Linked DNA regions of Mus musculus: region 2 is linked to region 1. A link is a loop called in an ENCODE intact Hi-C map of the cell type or tissue named here. Cell type or tissue: heart. All regions are shown on one strand.

Region 1 (8,000 bases):
CATTATCATGGTAGAAGGCAGACTCAAAGCAGGTGGAGGGTCGGAGATGCTCAGAGTCCTGGGATCTGGCTCGAGAATTTGGTTTTATTGTTTTTCATGATCGCATGCCCCTGTTGGAGTCTCTGAAAGGGAGTCTTGACCCAAAATTACCAGATTCTAAGGTGTCCTAGCTAAGGTTACTATGGCTGAAATAAAACACCAGGACCAAAAAGCAACTTGGATAGGAAGGGATTCATTTGGTCCACACTTCCATATTACAGTTCATCATCAAAAGCTTTGAGGGCAAAGGAGATGCAACTCAAATGCCAGGACCAAAGAAACCTGGGGAGGGAAGGCTTGATTTGGTCCACAGCTCTGTTTATCATCAAAGGAAGTCAAGACAGGAGGAACTTAGACAGGGCAGGACCCTGAAGGCAAGAGCTGATGCAGAGGCCACGGAGGGGCGCTGCTTACTGGCTTGCTCCCCTTGGCCTTCTCAGCCTGCTTTCTTATAGACCTCAGGACCATCAGACCAGGGATTGCACCACCCACCCTGGGCTGGGCTCTTCCCCATCAATGCCCTGTAGGCTTGCCTACGCCCGATCTTACGAGGTTATTTTCTCAAACGGAGGTTCCCTCTTCTCTAAAGGCTCTAGCCTAGGCCAAGTTGACATACGAGGTTATTTTCTCAAACGGAGGTTCCCTCTTCTCTAAAGGCTCTAGCCTAGGTCAAGTTGACATAAAAGCAGCTAGCACACAAAGGGAATCACCTTCCTTTATGGTTCCCTGTCTTAAAAATCAAACAGCTCTTCGATCCCCCCTCCCTTGGCATCCGGAGTGAGATGTGTGGCACACGCTGCCCCTGCCTGCTTTTCAGAGTTCTGAGTTTGATTTGCTGGGCGTGTGTTCTGTGGTCAGGAGACAACGTGTAGGAGTCAGTTCTCTCCTTCCACACATGGATGCTTTACCTACTGAGCCACTTCTTCTGACCTGGCTTTTCAGGGCATAATTCTTTAAGCCATCCAAGGTTTAGATTTCTATCAACCTGGTGTGTGTGTGTGTGTGTGTGTGTGTGTGTGTGTGTGTATGAATGTACTGTAGTGTGCATGCAGAGGTCACAGGATGACTTTCTATCAGGTAGGTTCAGAGGCTGGGATTCAGGTCACCAGGCTTTGTAGCAAGCATCTTTACCCACTGGGCCATCTCGATGACCCTCTGTCACCCTTCCTTCAGAAAGGATGCCGTCCGTGTACAGTGTGAGCCTCCAACTTTTAGGTTCTTAGTACAACATCTGCTGTGACTCAGGCTGGCCTCCAACTCACTGAGTAGCCAAGACTGGTCTTGAAGTTCTCCTCCTCCTCCTCCTTCCTCCCCAACGCCACCTGGACCATCCTGGGTCTCAGATTTGCCCATCATTACTGTCTAGTCATGCCTCACACTTTTCTTCTTCTTTCCCCATGAACAGCATAATAAGTGTGCCACTTACTCTGTGGGGATGCAGAAAACTTACTCCATGATATGCCTGTCCATGGACGATGATGACAAAGCTGACAAAACCAAGAAGATCTCAAAAAAGCTCTCCTTCTTGAGTTGGGGCACTAGTAAAAACAGACAGAAGTCGGCCAGCACGCTGTGCCTCCCCGAGGTTGGCCTGGCGAGGTCGCAAAACAAGAAGAAACTCCCGACTCCCTTCAGCCTGCTCAACTCTGACAGCTCTCTGTACTGAAGGGAGGAGCCAGAACAGGCCACACCGAGGTCGCCACAGCTGCCTAACCGCCCATGCCGCGATGGGACTGTTCTCCAACCCCATCTTCTCAGACTGTAAACTTTGATGTGCTTGTGAACATGAAAAAGAGACCTCTAGAAATTGGTGAGAAACCCAGCCGCATGGGGATTTTCACATTGCTGCAGTTATTTATTCTATAATGTAGGGCATAGAAGAGCCTGAATATTTTAGCTGTTTTTTTTGGTTTTCCAAGACAATTTTCTGTGTAGCCCTGCCTGCCTTAGAAGTTGCCCTGGTGACCAGGCTGGCCTCGAACTTTGAGATCCACCTGCCTCTGCCTCCCAAGTGCTGGGATTAAGGTGTGTGCCACCACCACCCAGCAGCTGCTATTACTGTTTTTCTTGGCTGTGATTATGATATTCAGGCACCGTGAGAGATGAATTGGGACCACCTACTTTGGTACTATATCCGAGTGTTTAGATTTGTATAGTAGTGATTTCTTAAGTTCAAGTGACTCTTGAGTGGAGGCAGGTTAGAGGTGTTAACTAAAACCAGGCTGCTTGGAAGATTTCTGTGAGTTTGAGGCCAGCCTGGTCGACATAGTGAGTTCCAGGACAGCTGGGGCTACACAGAGAAACCCTCTCTCAAACAAACAAAACCGAAACAGGCTGCTTTAAGTACTTGGGAATTCATGAGATGAAATGACACATCTTCTGTCATCCCTGCATAATTTGACTGTTCTTTCCCAGATGAAGTCTAGTGCCAATTTTGTCTTTCCTTCCTCCAGAATCAGCCCCCCTCAGCTATATCATACTGACCAGTAGCTAACACAGTGGCAGTGTTAGGAGATACCGTCTACAGGGTAGATAATATGCTGTTTGATACTCAAAACGTTGCTCTTTTTGTTTAAAGTAGGAGGTATGTAACTGTGTATTTTAAGAGTCTTGGTTTAAGTAGTAGTTTCGCAGTTTACAAGGTAAAGACGTAAACTTACTCAAGTTGAAACCTCTACTCGACTTTGTAAGATGTATCTACCAACTTGACTTTGGGGCTATAGGTTGGATGACACTGTGACAGAGTCACGGTTGACACAGTTCAAGTGATAAGTTTAAGGATATATAGCCTGTGGATCTTAAAGTAACAAGGATTTAAATATTTTTCTATTGTGCAATATCTGGAGAACACAAATGCCTTAAGGAAAGTGTGCCCGCTATCCCTGGGGCTCTGTTTGTATAAATATTTAAATAAAGTCATGTTCATTGTTTGAGTTAATTTTTCTTTTTTCTTTTGCTTTTATTTCATCCTAATTATTTCTTCCACGTCATCCAAAGCACAGCATAGTTTTCTTGTGTTGATTGGGGGGAGGGGTGATGCGGGAGGAAAGGCGTTTGTTGACTCGGGCAGAAACTCCATAGCACAGGTACCTGACGAGTGTGGAGAAGACCTGAGCTGTGGCCCTGACACTGGTTAACGGGGACACTCCCTACTCAGCGCTGGACCCTCACAGGGCCTCTCAGTGACAGAGGCAGGGCAGAGAGTCTTGTACAAATCTGCTCCAGCTGGCTGCGGCTGGGAATGAGTCTCTGGATGATCCCCGTGGGGACCCTCTTCATCTTAGCAGAAAGTGGCCAGTGCCGCCCGCGACCCCCAAGCCCCACCAGGTGGCTGCCCAGACAGACACCGAGGCAGGGTGACTGCGAGCCTCATCGGTCCTCTCCTTGTCTTTAGCCCATTGCCATTGACAGGGGAACTTTTCCTTCTTTTTAAATATGGAAACCAGACGCTGCAGTTTGAAGTCTGAAGGCAGAGTCAGCTGCGGGGCTGCTGTCGCTTAGGCTGGGTGAAGAAGGTGTGGATTTGCTGTGCTGCCGCGGGCCCCACGACCTCCTCCAGTTCTTGGACGGAAGCGTTGCTCAGTTGCTGGATGCTCGGAAACTTCTGGAGCAGAAGGGGGGCCTTAACTTTCCCAACCCCTGGGATCTGCTGCACTGTTTGAACAAGGGAGAGCTCGGAGAGCATGGAGCGCTTTTTCCTGAGGAAAGGGTTCTTGCTGGGCTCTCTGGTTTGCTCTTGAACCTGAATGGGAAAATTAAAGGAAAAGGATGTGAGCGCCCTCTGGTGGACAGGTAGTTTTTATTTTAAAAAAAAAAGTGTGTGTAGTTTATGTATGTGCACATGCAGTGCACGTGTGCATGACTGGGTGTGGGGGCCAGAGGTGGTCATTGGGTGTCTTCCTCTATTACTCTCCACCCTATTTGGAGAGGGGGTCTTTCTTACTAAACCCAGAGCTCCACAAGGTAGAAAGGCCAGTGAACTCCAAGGATCTTGCTGTCTTCACCTCCCCAGCGGGCTTTTTACACGAGCTCTGTCCCCCCCCCCCCCCCAAATATCTGTGTGGCTTGTTTACTGTGTCACGTCCCTAGCCCCTTAAGACAGTTGTTCCATGTCATTCAGTTTATATATAAATAGTGTAGCCCAGGATAGCCTCAAAGTTATGATCCTCCTGGCTCTCAGGGGCTTGTAGGCATGTTCCATGATCTTGCCTCCCAACACTAATTTATGTATTTTATTTGACTTTTGTGAATTTTTATTGGGGTTTGTCGTGGTGCCACAGCATGCATGTAGAGGTCAGAAGACAATTTGTGGGAAGAGACTCTCTTCTTCCACCATATGAGCTCCAGGGATTGAACTCCATTGAGCCCCAGGTGGCAAGTGCCTTTATCTTCTGCAGAGCTTGCCAGCCCATGCCACTGATTTTAAAACGTTTCCCAGGAGCAGTGGGCATGGCACCTACACTCCCGGTACTCAGGAAGCACTGCAAGTTAGAAGTCAGCCTGGGCTACAAAGTGCCAAGCCACCCTAACTATACAGTGAGGCTGGGATCGAAAGGCAAACAGGCTCCCTGGTAAAGTATAAAGAGCAAAGAGCTGGAAAACTCAGGAACAGGGAAAAGGAAAGGAAGCCAGCATCGATTGCGTGCTTATGGAGACCAGAGGTCAACCTTGCGTGTCACTCGGTCTCCATGCACCACGTGGTTTGAAACAGGGTCTCTCCTTTGCCTGTAGCTGGCTGATCAGGCTCAGCTGGCTGGCTAGCAAGCCACAGGCATCTGCCTGTCTCTCTCTAGGGGTAGAATTACAGGTATGTGTTGTCCTGTCCAGCATTTTCAGATGGGGTGGGGTGTCACACTCAGGTCCTCAGTTCTTGTGTAGGAGGTGTTGTAACCACTGGGCCATCCCCCAGCCTCAGGGTTTTTTGTTTGTTTGTTTTAGTTTATTTGTTGTAAAGAGATCAATGCATGCAGCCTATACACAGGAGTGCTGGAGCTTAGGCATAGTCTCGGAAATGCTTGTGATCCCCAGGACCTGGGAAGCAGAAGCAGGAGGATCAGGAGGAGTTCAAGGACAGTGTGGGTCGAGGCGGGGGTGGGGAGTGGACGCAGAAACAAACCAAGAAAGGCTGCTACTTAAACAGCGAATGGGACAAAGTGGCCCGGTGCCATCTTGCCCAGTGCAAATGCAGGATAATGGTGATGGCACCAGTGCAGCCTGGAGGCCAAAACCAGAGCTCTGACTGACAGCCTTCAGTCCTAAGTGCAACAGTTTCCGTAAACCAGGTGGAGGTGTCACTGGCTGGCAGAGTGTTTGCCTCTGCATGCAGTAAGTACTGAGCTCAACCTTCAGCACTGCCTAAGGCCCCGTGTGGTGACACACGCCTGCAATCTCAACTACGTGAGAGCCTGTGTCAAAGTTTATTTTGAAGTTAGGTGCACATCTTTAATCCCAGCACTTGGGAGTCAAGGGTAGGAGGATCTCTGAGTTCGAGGCCAGCCTGGTCTACAAAGTGAGTTCCAGGACAGCCAGGGCTACTAAAGGCAGCTTTGGTTAAGTCTGGATCTGGGGTAAATTGAGCATCTTCTGGACTTCTGGGATATTATAAAGGAGAAGTCTGGTACTTACCAAGTGGATAATGAGGCAGGATGCTTCCGACTGGCTGGCCACTGGAAGCAGCACCATCCCAAGGTCTAGCACAGTAAACTTCTGGACTGCTGGGAAATACTGTTCACTCATCTGGGTCTTCTCAACTATTATGATCCCTTGAAGATGTGAGGACTTCAAAAGAGAAGAACACAGCTCTGGTAACACAGTTCAGAAAGCTATCACTCAGCGCTTGGGACGGTTGAAGAGAGGGGATGCTAGATTTTAGCACCTCGGTACTTACATTTCTAAAGCGAGCGAGTCTTTTTCTGTAGCCATGTCCGGCCACCAAATCTGCTTCAGTGACATAGAGAATGCAAGATTTGCTAGACAGGTAAAAATCTGCTGATGCCAGGCCCTCCTCAAAAATGAGTCTAACTTTTCCTAAAAAACAGACAAGAAAATTCGTTTTTAGAAATTTCAGGTTAACAAGGCAGCAACAATTGAAATGTACTTTTTGTGCGAAGATTCATTTTTTTAAATGTGTGTATATGTGTGTATGTGTGTGTTCGTGCATGAAGGTACCCTGAGAAGCCATGAGAGGGCATCAAATCTTCTGGAATTGGAATTACAGGCAGTAATGAACAGCTCAGTGAAAACAGATGGGGATCTAGCCATCTCTAGCCCCCACCCCGCTTTTTGTTGGTTTGAGACAGGGTTTCTCTGTGTAGCCCTGGTTGTTCTAGAACTCACTCTGTAGATGAGGCTGGCCTTGAACTCAGAGATCCTTCGGTCTCTGCCTCCCAAGTGCTGGGATTAAAGGTGTGACCCACCACCACCTGTCCTAAACCTCCTTTTTAATAAAATAAAACCCAAAGATTTATATGTAGGTTTTGCTCGCATATGTCTGTGCACATGTGCAAGCCTAGTGCCCCCAAAGGCCAGAAGAGGGAGGAGTCTGACTCCTTGAGCCACCATGTGGGTGCTAGGAATTAAACCACGATCCTCTGTAAGATAAGCCAGTCCTCGTAACCACGGAGCTCTCTCTCCAGTCCCCTTTCATTTTAGTCTATGTAACTATTTTGAGACAAGTTCTCATAGCCCAAGCTGGCCTTGAACTTGCTATGTAGCCCCAGGCTGGTCTCTAACGCAATGATTCTCCTACTTCAGTCTCAGGAGTGCTGGGATTGCAAAGGAACATCACCATACCCAGCATTTCTCTCACTCTCTCTTTTAACGTGCTGGGAAGAAAGGGGTATGACAGAAGACAGCTCACTGACCTTGCATCTCCTGAGCCAGTTGGGACCCGCGCCATTTTTCACTAGCCACAATATGTCCTAGTGGCACGTGGACCGGACCGGTCCCATCAGGCGGGTTCCTTTCCATCCGTGGTTTTGGTCTAAATGAGGAAAATGCAAGGTCTCACTAGAGCAGGCGCTGTTGCACACAGTTCTACACGAAGTCGGGACCTCTTTGACAGGATCTGTAGAGTGGATTTTCAGGCACTGAGCTACTTCAACCGAAGTCTGAATTCAAGAGATTATTTATTTTCAAAATAAGACTGGGTCTTCTTATCACGCTTGGCTCTGTACTGATAGTTGACTCCAGCTGGACTTGAACTCAGCAGCCCAAGTGCTAAAATGACAGCCGGGCGCCACTACCCCGAGCTAAACCCGGGAGATTTCTGTTTGAGTGACTCCGTCCCTCTTTGTAAGCACCTCCCTTAGCTCTGGTGTCCTAACAGGACGCTTACGGTGGCTCTTCCATTCGGTCCCTGTCCTTCTATTCGGTTCCTGTCCAGGGCTACAAAGGCAGGGAAGCTCACTGCGCCGGGGTCTAGAATCTCCGTGGACCTCACCTGAGGCCCTGCCACTTCCGGGTTCCCACAGCCCGGGAGCCCTCTTTAAAATTCTGACCGCCCTGGCCAGCGTTTTATTGGGTGATAGGTAAAAGATGGGCGTCTACTATAGCCAATAATCGAACGGAAGTCTCAGCTTGCTTCCTCTCTGGCTGGAATTTGAATGACGCCTTGCTGGGTTGTCAAGAGCAACGGGTGGCAGTAAAATTGACTCTGATAGGCTGAGACTCAAAACAGAGCCAATGTGAGACATGCTTGTTGTAAAGTCGGGGGTCCGCGGGAGCTAGGCTGTGGGGAGCTGTGCAGGCTGCGGGGTCTACCTTCCAGCTAGTCCAGCGCCTGGCGGCTCAACCCGCAGCCCTCAGCTCTCAGCCAGGATGCTCCTCAGCTTCCGCAGGAACCGCCGGAGCCAGTTCGTGAGTAGTTCCAGGCCTTCGAGTGCGGTTAAAAAAAAAAAAGATTTATTTATATGAGTGATCTATCTGCATGTATGCCTGCATAGCAAGAGAAGGTGTCAGAT
Region 2 (8,000 bases), 160 kb after region 1:
ACCTGTCTCTGCCTTCCAAATACTGGGACTAAAAAGCATGCACCACCACAGTGGAGTGACAGTGACCTTTTAATTACTATTCCACCAGGCACAGCAAACCTCGTAACTAAAGGCTAGAGCCTGTGATTGAGCAGTGGAAGGGAAAGGTGGAGCTTTTAGAGAGGGAGAAGAGAGGAAGGAGGAGAGGAGAGGAGACAAGGAGATGGAGGAGACAGGGGAAGATGGAGGAAGAGGAGGTGGAAGGAAGATGGAGCAGAACCATGTGGCTTGGAGAAGTCACAAGTAGCAATGGCTCTCATAGCTGGGGAACAGAGTAGTGCAGTGGTAAATCTGCCCAATCCTTATAAATATTGTAACTGAGTTGTCTGTTCTTTGCACGGGCTTATTGGGGTTGGAGATTTACTGCAACCCTTGACATTAAAGATTATGTCTGAGAACCACACAGCTGAACAACAATAAAAAAACAAACAAACAAAAACTTTAAAATAAAGAAGTTAAGAAAAAGATCCCTCAAAACTTGTCAGGAAGCATAAGCTTTTGTATTGGGCTGCATTCAGTTATCAGGGGGTGCATGGGGGTGGCCTATAAGCAGAGGTTAGCCACACCCACAGGCAGAGGCGACATAAAACAGGCTGTAACTCCTCCCTCTCTGCTGGGCAATGCTGCCAGAAAGCCTGGCTGTACCCAACTCGAATCCTAATGAACAGGAGTGCTATACTTCTCTGACTCACCTGGGAGAAGATGGATGGTGCCATCAGAAGTTAAAAGTATTATTGGCAGCCATTTCTCAGGTACTTCTGATGGGCGATCCGAACAAAATCTATACAGAGCAGAGAGAGAGGCAAAGTTTTCAAGTCTTCTCATTTCATAGAACTGTGGTGGTGCCAGCCAGATTTCTTTTGATAGGAAACATTCAGTTGCCTCTGATGGGGACAACCACTGTAAGAGACAAAGGGAGAAGCTTTGTAAGATGTATTGAGTCACCAGTCAGATCTGTGGTCGTTAGATGGGGATACAAGATCGATTTGATGTGAAAAACATTAACTTATCCAAAGGCCTTGCTAGAGCTCTCCGAGACAGCATAACTTTCAGAGGCCCAGACACTGCCATGTACCAATCGCCCTGCTTAGTCAGGAGGCTGAAGCAGGAAAATTGCTTGAGTCCAGGAGTTGAAGTCCTGCCTGGGTAAGATAATGAGGTCCTGTCTCAGAAAGAAAGAACCGGAGGCTAGAGAACTGCCTCAGTGGTTAAAAGCAGTTGCAGCTCTTCCAGAGGGCCAGAGTTGGGTCCCTAGCATCTACACAGGACAGCTCACAACCATCCATAACTCAAGTTCTAGGGGATCCAATGCTCTCTTCTGGTCAGCTGCATGCGTGTTAAACAAAAATAATCAATAACAACCAAATAATAAGTATAAATAACAACACTTAACAACAATAAAATGCCAATTAAAATATTAATAATTAGTAAATAAAATTCAAAAATCCTTTCAGTCACAAGAGCTAAACCCACACGTTACACAGCAACTCAATAAAATCTAATTTTTTTTTGGTTTTGTTTTGTTTTGTTTTTTCGAGACAGGGCTTCTCTGTGTAGTCCTGGCTGTCCTGGAACTCACTCTGTAGACCAGGCTGGCCTTGAACTCAGAAATCCGCCTGCCTCTACCTCCCAAGTGTTGGGATTAAAGGCCTGCGCCACCACTGCCTGGCAATAAAAATCTATTTTCAGACACCAAAAATGCCTAACTATAAGTAAGTAAATAAATATATAATAGAATGAAGTGAGCCCACCTATCTGCTTAAAGTCAATCCCAGTCCAAGAGCACTGGGGGAGACTAAGTAGCATCCAGGAGTCTTACTGACTAGAGCAGACTGGAGCAGACTGGGGCAGACTGGAGCAGACTGGGGCAGACTGGAGCAGAACTTGGAAGGCTCACTTAGTATCTGGTGAGCATGTGCCGAGAAGTTCTACCCAGAACTGAACTCCACAGCTCTACTGACTACTTACCTGGGCCTGATGACGCCCAGGGAAAGAGCAACTACCTGGGAGGTTGCTGACTAAATTCTTCATGCTCACCTGGATCCAAGACGTTTTCTAGTTTTCCCCAGCAGTATATTCCTGACAGAGGGAAAGCCTTTTTTGAATGTAAGGAGCTTTTCCACTCAAGTGAGCAGGAATAGAACCACAGAATAGAACGTCAGGGAAATGAGCCCCAAGGATGAATGCTACTGTGGACCCACTTGCAAACCATTTTAAACACACCTCAAAAGGGTAAAGTCCATCTCTAATAACTTAACTGCCTTCCGGGGAGAGTGCAACACTAGTTAAGAGAATAGAACAAAACCCTGCATCCAGCGACCTAAAAACAATGCTAACATGCACTCAAAAACTTCAGAGCATGCTGACGTCAAGCGCAGGGAAATGCAGTCCATAACTAAAATGCATGCACATGCATAAAATAAAATCGTTTGTTAAAAAGACAAATTTAGGGCTGGAGAGGTGGCTCAGTGGTAAAGAGCACTGACTGCTCTTTCTAAGGTCCTGAGTTCAAACCCCAGAAACCACATGGTGGCTCACAACCATCTGTAGTGGGATCCGATGGCCTCTTCTGGTGTGTCTGAAGACAGCTACAGCAAGAGTACTCATATACATAAAATAAATAAATAAATCTTTTAAAAAATGATGAAGTTAAAAACAGGGTCAAAGAGAAGCTCAAGGACAATTTTTACTACAGTTTAAGAGCACAAAGCTATAGATCTCAGCAGGTGCTAGCAGAAGGGAGATGGGGTGGATAGAGAGAGAGAGAGCTATGCTTTAAGTGGTCACCTGGTGGACGGGGTTAGCAGAGTAGCTTTAGAGAATGTCTGGGCAAGCACACCCAGGCTTTGGACAGTACTTCAAGGAAAGGATGAAAAAGGCATTTGTGAGTGACTCAAGAGAAGCAGGCAGGTCTGCATCCTCCATCACAGAAGCTCTGTAAGTATCTGTACCAAGAGGCCCCTGAGAGGAAGTCTAGGTTATGGCAAACTGACAAACTCCTGTTCTCAGCAGTTCCATTGGTCCAAAGATGTAAAGGAACTATCAACATAATAAAATAAAAAGGAAAAAAATTCAAAAAAAAATTAAATTAAAAAAAAAAGGAAAAAATTCGCTTTATAGTTAGTTACTTTTTATTCATGTATTTTTGCCTGCTTAGAAATCTGTACACCAGATGAGGGCCAGAAGGGGGCGTCAGATCCTCTAGTACTGAGGTTACAGGCAGCTATAATGCTTCCAGAAATACTATTTACAGTTGATATTTCATTTAAAAAAAAAAAAAGCAAACTTAAACAATTGAGCTGGGTGTGGCAGCACACGCCTTTAATCATAGCATTTAGGAGACGGAGGCAGTCAGAACTCTGAGTTCAAGGTCAGCATGGTCTACAGAGTCAGTTCCAGGACAGCCAGGGCTACAGAGAGAAACCCTGTCTCAAAAAAACACAATCAAATATTAAAAAGCAAAAAAACAGCCATTGAGTTTACTCAATTGGAATACTGAGAGGAAAAGGTTGAAATGAGTGAACGAGGCATCCAGGTCCAGTGGGAGGCCAAGCTGTCCAACATATGTGTAACTGCAGGTACAAGAAACAGGGAGTGGCGCGAGAGACTGGCTCAACTGAGATCTGGAGAGGAAGCATCCCGCAGAAGGCCTGAGTTCAGTGCCCAGCACCCATTCAAGGTAGCTCACAACCTTCCTCAACTCCTGCTCCAGGTGATTAGACACTTCTGGCATCAATGGGCACCTGCACTCACGTGCATATACTCTCACACCAGAACACAACTTAAAATAAGTCATTTTGTTTATTTTACAAAAAGGAAAATAACGGGCAGTTGAAAACATTTTTTTGCATAAATAAAAGATGAACTTGAAGCGGTGGCACACTCAAGACCTCGGGTCCTAGGCCTGAAGCCTAACTAACTGTGCCTGGTGCATTGCAAGTGACACGAAAAAGAAAGGGAGGGAGGGATGGAGGGAGACAGACAGACCAACTCGCGCGCGCGCACACACACACACACACACACACACACACACCTACCACGCGTGCGCATGCAGAGAGAGAAAGGGGTTAGAAAAAGGAGAAAGATGGAAAGGGAAAGGAGAGAGAAAGCGAAAGACGAAGGAAACGGGAACAGAGAAACAGGAAGAGATGAAGAAGGAAGAAGAAAGTTAATGACTGAAATCCTATAATGTGTTCTAGAAACCCGAATGAAAACGATTTAGGGCATGAAGTGAATTGGGAAGTGTCCAGAACAGGCAGTTGGGAGCATTGCCGCGCCCCCGCTTAGGGTGAGAGTTGAGTCCTTGAGAGCCTAAAGCAAGGTCACGCACGTGCGCCTTTGGTCTGGGGTAAGGCTCAGCGCATCCCGGGGGGCGGGTCCCGCGACCCCTACCTGGTAGCCCACCACCTCGGCCACGTCGGGCTCCACGCGCGGAATGTCGCGCAGGCAGCACAGGAAGAAGGTGGTGTCGAAACGGCGGATGGTTCGCCCATACGGGGTGAGCCATCCGCCCCAGTCGTGCAGCGCCCAGATGTCAGGCGTGCAGTCTAGGTGCGCACACAGCTGGAGGAAGCAGCGCGGGTCACTGCGCACGCGCGAGCGCCATTCGGCCAGGCCGGCCGGAGGCGACAGCGCCTGACTGGGCTCCTGAGAAGCTGGAGCCGCGTCCCGCGGCCGCAGGAGCAGCACCCCCGCCTCCTCGAAGGCTTCGCGGATGGCACAGATGCGCAGCGCTACGTCATCGGGCAGCGCCGCGGGGTCCGCGTCGCCGTGGGACAGCCCGGGGAAGGGGGGTTGCCGAGGGGGCTCCGGGCCTAGGCCGAAGCGCGGCGGCGTGTGCCGAGGCGCGAACAGACGCACCCAGTCGGGTGAGCTGTCGGCCGCGTCCAGCACGCCGCCCGGGAAGACGTGCGCGCCGGGCAAGAAGCGCTGGTTTTGTGCTCGCTGGAGAAGCAGCAGCCGGAAGCCGGCCGGGCTCGAGTGGGTCCAGCCTGCTGCCAACATCACGGTGGCTGCCCGCCGCCAGCTGCTCGAGCTGCTCATGGCCGGCGTCCTTCAGATCCCCCTTAGGAAGTGGCCGGGTCGTAGAGTGGTGTCCAGAAGCCCTATAAATGTTGAGGGCCTGAAAAATCCGGCCTGGCGGCTTCCGGAGGTTTACTTGTGGGAGGAGCGTGATTCCCGCGCCAGAGCACCTCCTCGAATGCCCTGCGCTTCAGTCAGGGTCATTCTCGCCCTGTCACAGCCCTGTCACAGCTGCTGCAGTCACCAGCCAGCCTCTGGGAGCACGGGTGCCAGTGTGGAGTGGAAAATAATTTCTAGTTGTGAACCTTTCCCACTAAACGCAAACGACTAGGACTTTGTCCCCTACGCTGGCCTGTTGCCTGTATAGGAGGTTCCAAGGTGTCTGGAGCTCTCTTGAACCATGCTAATAAACGAATGGGTGGATCAGATGCCAAGTTAGACTAACTACTCTGTAGTTTGAATGTCTTTGGCTAGTCCCTGTCCCTTGGGGTAGTCTGTCTTAAGTTGTAGATGTTGTTATTGCCTGAGCACCTGAGGATCAGGGAAAATTATCTTAGTGTGATTAGTTCTCTTTCTACGTGGGAGATGTTTAATCCTAGACTAGCAATGCTTCCCCCTCCTCTCCAACCTTTTTTCCTTTTTTCTTTTTCTTTTTGTTTTTGTTTCTTGTTTTGTTTTGTTTTGTTTTTAGACAGGGTTTCTCTGTGTAGCCCTGGCCGCCCTGGAACTCACTCTGTAGACCAGGCTGGCCTCGAATTCAGAAATCTGCCTCCCAAGTGCAGGGATCAAAGACATGCGCCACCACTGCCTGGCTTCCTCTCCAACTTTTAAGTGGCTGGAGGACTTGCACTTCTATTTTGTTTTTTGGAAACAGCTTGTTTCTGTCTCCCTTTTTGCAGCTCTCTCTCAGTCACCAACTCTTGTAAATCCCATCCTAACTGATCACATATTTTTAGGGTTTCGGATGAGTTAGGCTGTATTCTTGGGGCTATAGAGATGTTTTTTGTTAGTTTTGAGAAAGTATTATTATGTAGTCTTGCTTTTTTGGGAACTTGCTATGTAGACGACCAGGCTAGCCTTGAACTCACAGAGATCTATCTGCTTGTCTCTGCCTCCCCAAGTCTAGGACTAATAAAGGTGTGTGCCAGCCTCATCATTTTGCAGTTGACTTTGGTTATTTTTAATGTTAACCTGTCTAAAGATGGAGCTGTCTGTGTACTTACTGCATCTCCAGAAACAGAAAATGGGGCCACAGGTTGAGAAGTATCTGCCCTTAGTAAGATAACCTGCCGCCGCCGTCTATCTGTGAGCCAACAGACTACCCTTGTCTAAACTGATGCTCTTGGCACTGACACGGGAAATTTGAGCTGAAATTTATTCTAAATCTATTATAGAGCCCAGGTGTCATTATGGGAACTTTTTTTTTTACACTTATTACTTACTTATGCAAGTGCCATTGAATGCATGTGGCGCCCAGAAGACAATGTATGTCCTGGGTCATCAGGTTTAGCTGCAAGTGCCATTACCTGCCTCCTGCCCCTTCCCCCAGCCATCTCACCAGCCCCCTACATTAAAAAAAAAAAATCCTCTTTCCTCCAAGTGGTAACAGGATGATTCCCGTGTCTTTAAAGGACATACTGACAACTGTACAGTGACTCAGATGTGTGGGCCTGGCCTGGAGGCTATAGAATGTACTAGGCAAGAAACAAAAGCTTCAATGAAAAGAATGGTAATAGAATAGGAAAAGGGGACTGGTTTAAAGTGCATTTGGGAAATAGACAACACAATGTGGTACTTGACTGACTATGCAGAGCAATGGATAGGAAGGAGTTAAGTTCTGACTTAAGAGGCTGGTGACCTTCCCAGAGTGATAATATTATGTGTGAGACACTGCAAGCTTTGTCAGTATACTTGTGTAATACTTGCCAACGCCAATAAGGTTAAAAAGTTACTACTACAGATGCCTAACCTGTTACACAAGAGATTAAACTTTTTCAGGAAGGGCACATTCACTAAAATGGCTCTGTGGTTTTGTGACCCTTAGTGTTTGGTTTGATAGCAGCAGTCTTGTTCCCAGATTCTGGCCACTCTAGAACAAATCAACCAAGGCCTGGAGTACAAAGCGAAGCAGCAGACGTGGTGCTCATGCATTTATTTTTGTAGTGCTAGAGGGTCATAACCACACCTTTGGCTGTGCTAGGCAAATATCGCACCTCTATACGGCATTACTGTGGTAATGCCTGTGGTTTTCTGAGACAGTGCCTGACGGTGTAGGCCAAGACGGCCTCATGCATCTGATTGTTCAAAATCAGCCTATGGAGTCCTAATGTGCATCTGCACAGTCAGAAAGAAGCTGGGTTTTTCATTTATTTGTGTGTGTATGTGTGTGTGTATTCGAGTGTTTGAATTGCACAGAAGTCCATGTGCCTTCAGAGGCTAAAAGAGGTGTCTGATACCCATGGACCTGAAGTCACAGGAAATTATGAGCTGCCAAAGTAGGCTCTAGGAACTGAACTCAGGTCCTCTGTAAAAGCAACAAGCACTCTTGACCACAAGCCATTGCTCCAACCCAGAAACTGAATCTTAACCATCTCCAAAGCCAGCTCACCACCATCGCTGTCTGCTCCGTAGGCTTTGTAGTGACGCATTACCATCTTCATGAAACCAGAGATGAAATCGCGTTCTGGATTGTAGCCAAGAATCCAAACAGAAGCAAGGAATTGAACCTCAGCATCAAGAGAGATACAAATACAGAGCTAAGCTTCCAAGCTCAGGGAACTAATCATGTACTAACTACTCCAAACCATCGTGACTTAAAACAATAAGCATTTGTTATCCCTTCTGTGGATAAAGAATTTGGGAAAATTTGGTTGAGTGGCTTTGACTCCGTGTCTCCCCTATGAGACTTGGGTTAGCATGTCATCCAGGGCCTGACTGGG

What was found. A loop is a pair of places that touch in the nucleus more often than their neighbours do. Peaks named below come from ENCODE experiments on the same cell type or tissue, not always from the same donor. Only the 100,000 strongest peaks of a DNase experiment are listed, where the experiment ranks them.
Region 2: a loop joins it to region 1, with 2.2 times the contacts of the local background. A loop is called at or near these places in 5 of 42 quality-filtered maps.

What each region holds. Positions count from the first base shown.
Region 1 is chr7:35,389,311-35,397,310 of GRCm38, forward strand. It overlaps Rhpn2 (rhophilin, Rho GTPase binding protein 2), which reads left to right. Exons shown (of 15, transcript NM_027897.4): 15 at 1,445-2,977. The coding sequence ends at 1,705. Faap24 (Fanconi anemia core complex associated protein 24) reads right to left here and starts at 7,457. Exons shown (of 4, transcript NM_178643.5): 1 at 6,903-7,457; 2 at 5,927-6,066; 3 at 5,665-5,817; 4 at 2,842-3,781. The coding sequence starts at 7,008. The coding sequence ends at 3,515. Cep89 (centrosomal protein 89) reads left to right here and starts at 7,753. Exons shown (of 19, transcript NM_028120.3): 1 at 7,753-7,896. The coding sequence starts at 7,858. In heart, a CTCF peak has its summit at 3,820 (motif pointing left); DNase peaks (open chromatin) are centred at 6,929 and 7,621; H3K4me3 peaks cover 1,592 bases; H3K27ac peaks cover 1,375 bases.
Region 2 is chr7:35,550,723-35,558,722 of GRCm38, forward strand. It overlaps Nudt19 (nudix (nucleoside diphosphate linked moiety X)-type motif 19), which reads right to left and starts at 5,206. Exons shown (of 3, transcript NM_033080.2): 1 at 4,432-5,206; 2 at 732-939. The coding sequence starts at 5,082. In heart, a CTCF peak has its summit at 3,221 (motif pointing right); DNase peaks (open chromatin) are centred at 4,709 and 5,239; H3K4me3 peaks cover 2,246 bases; H3K27ac peaks cover 2,510 bases.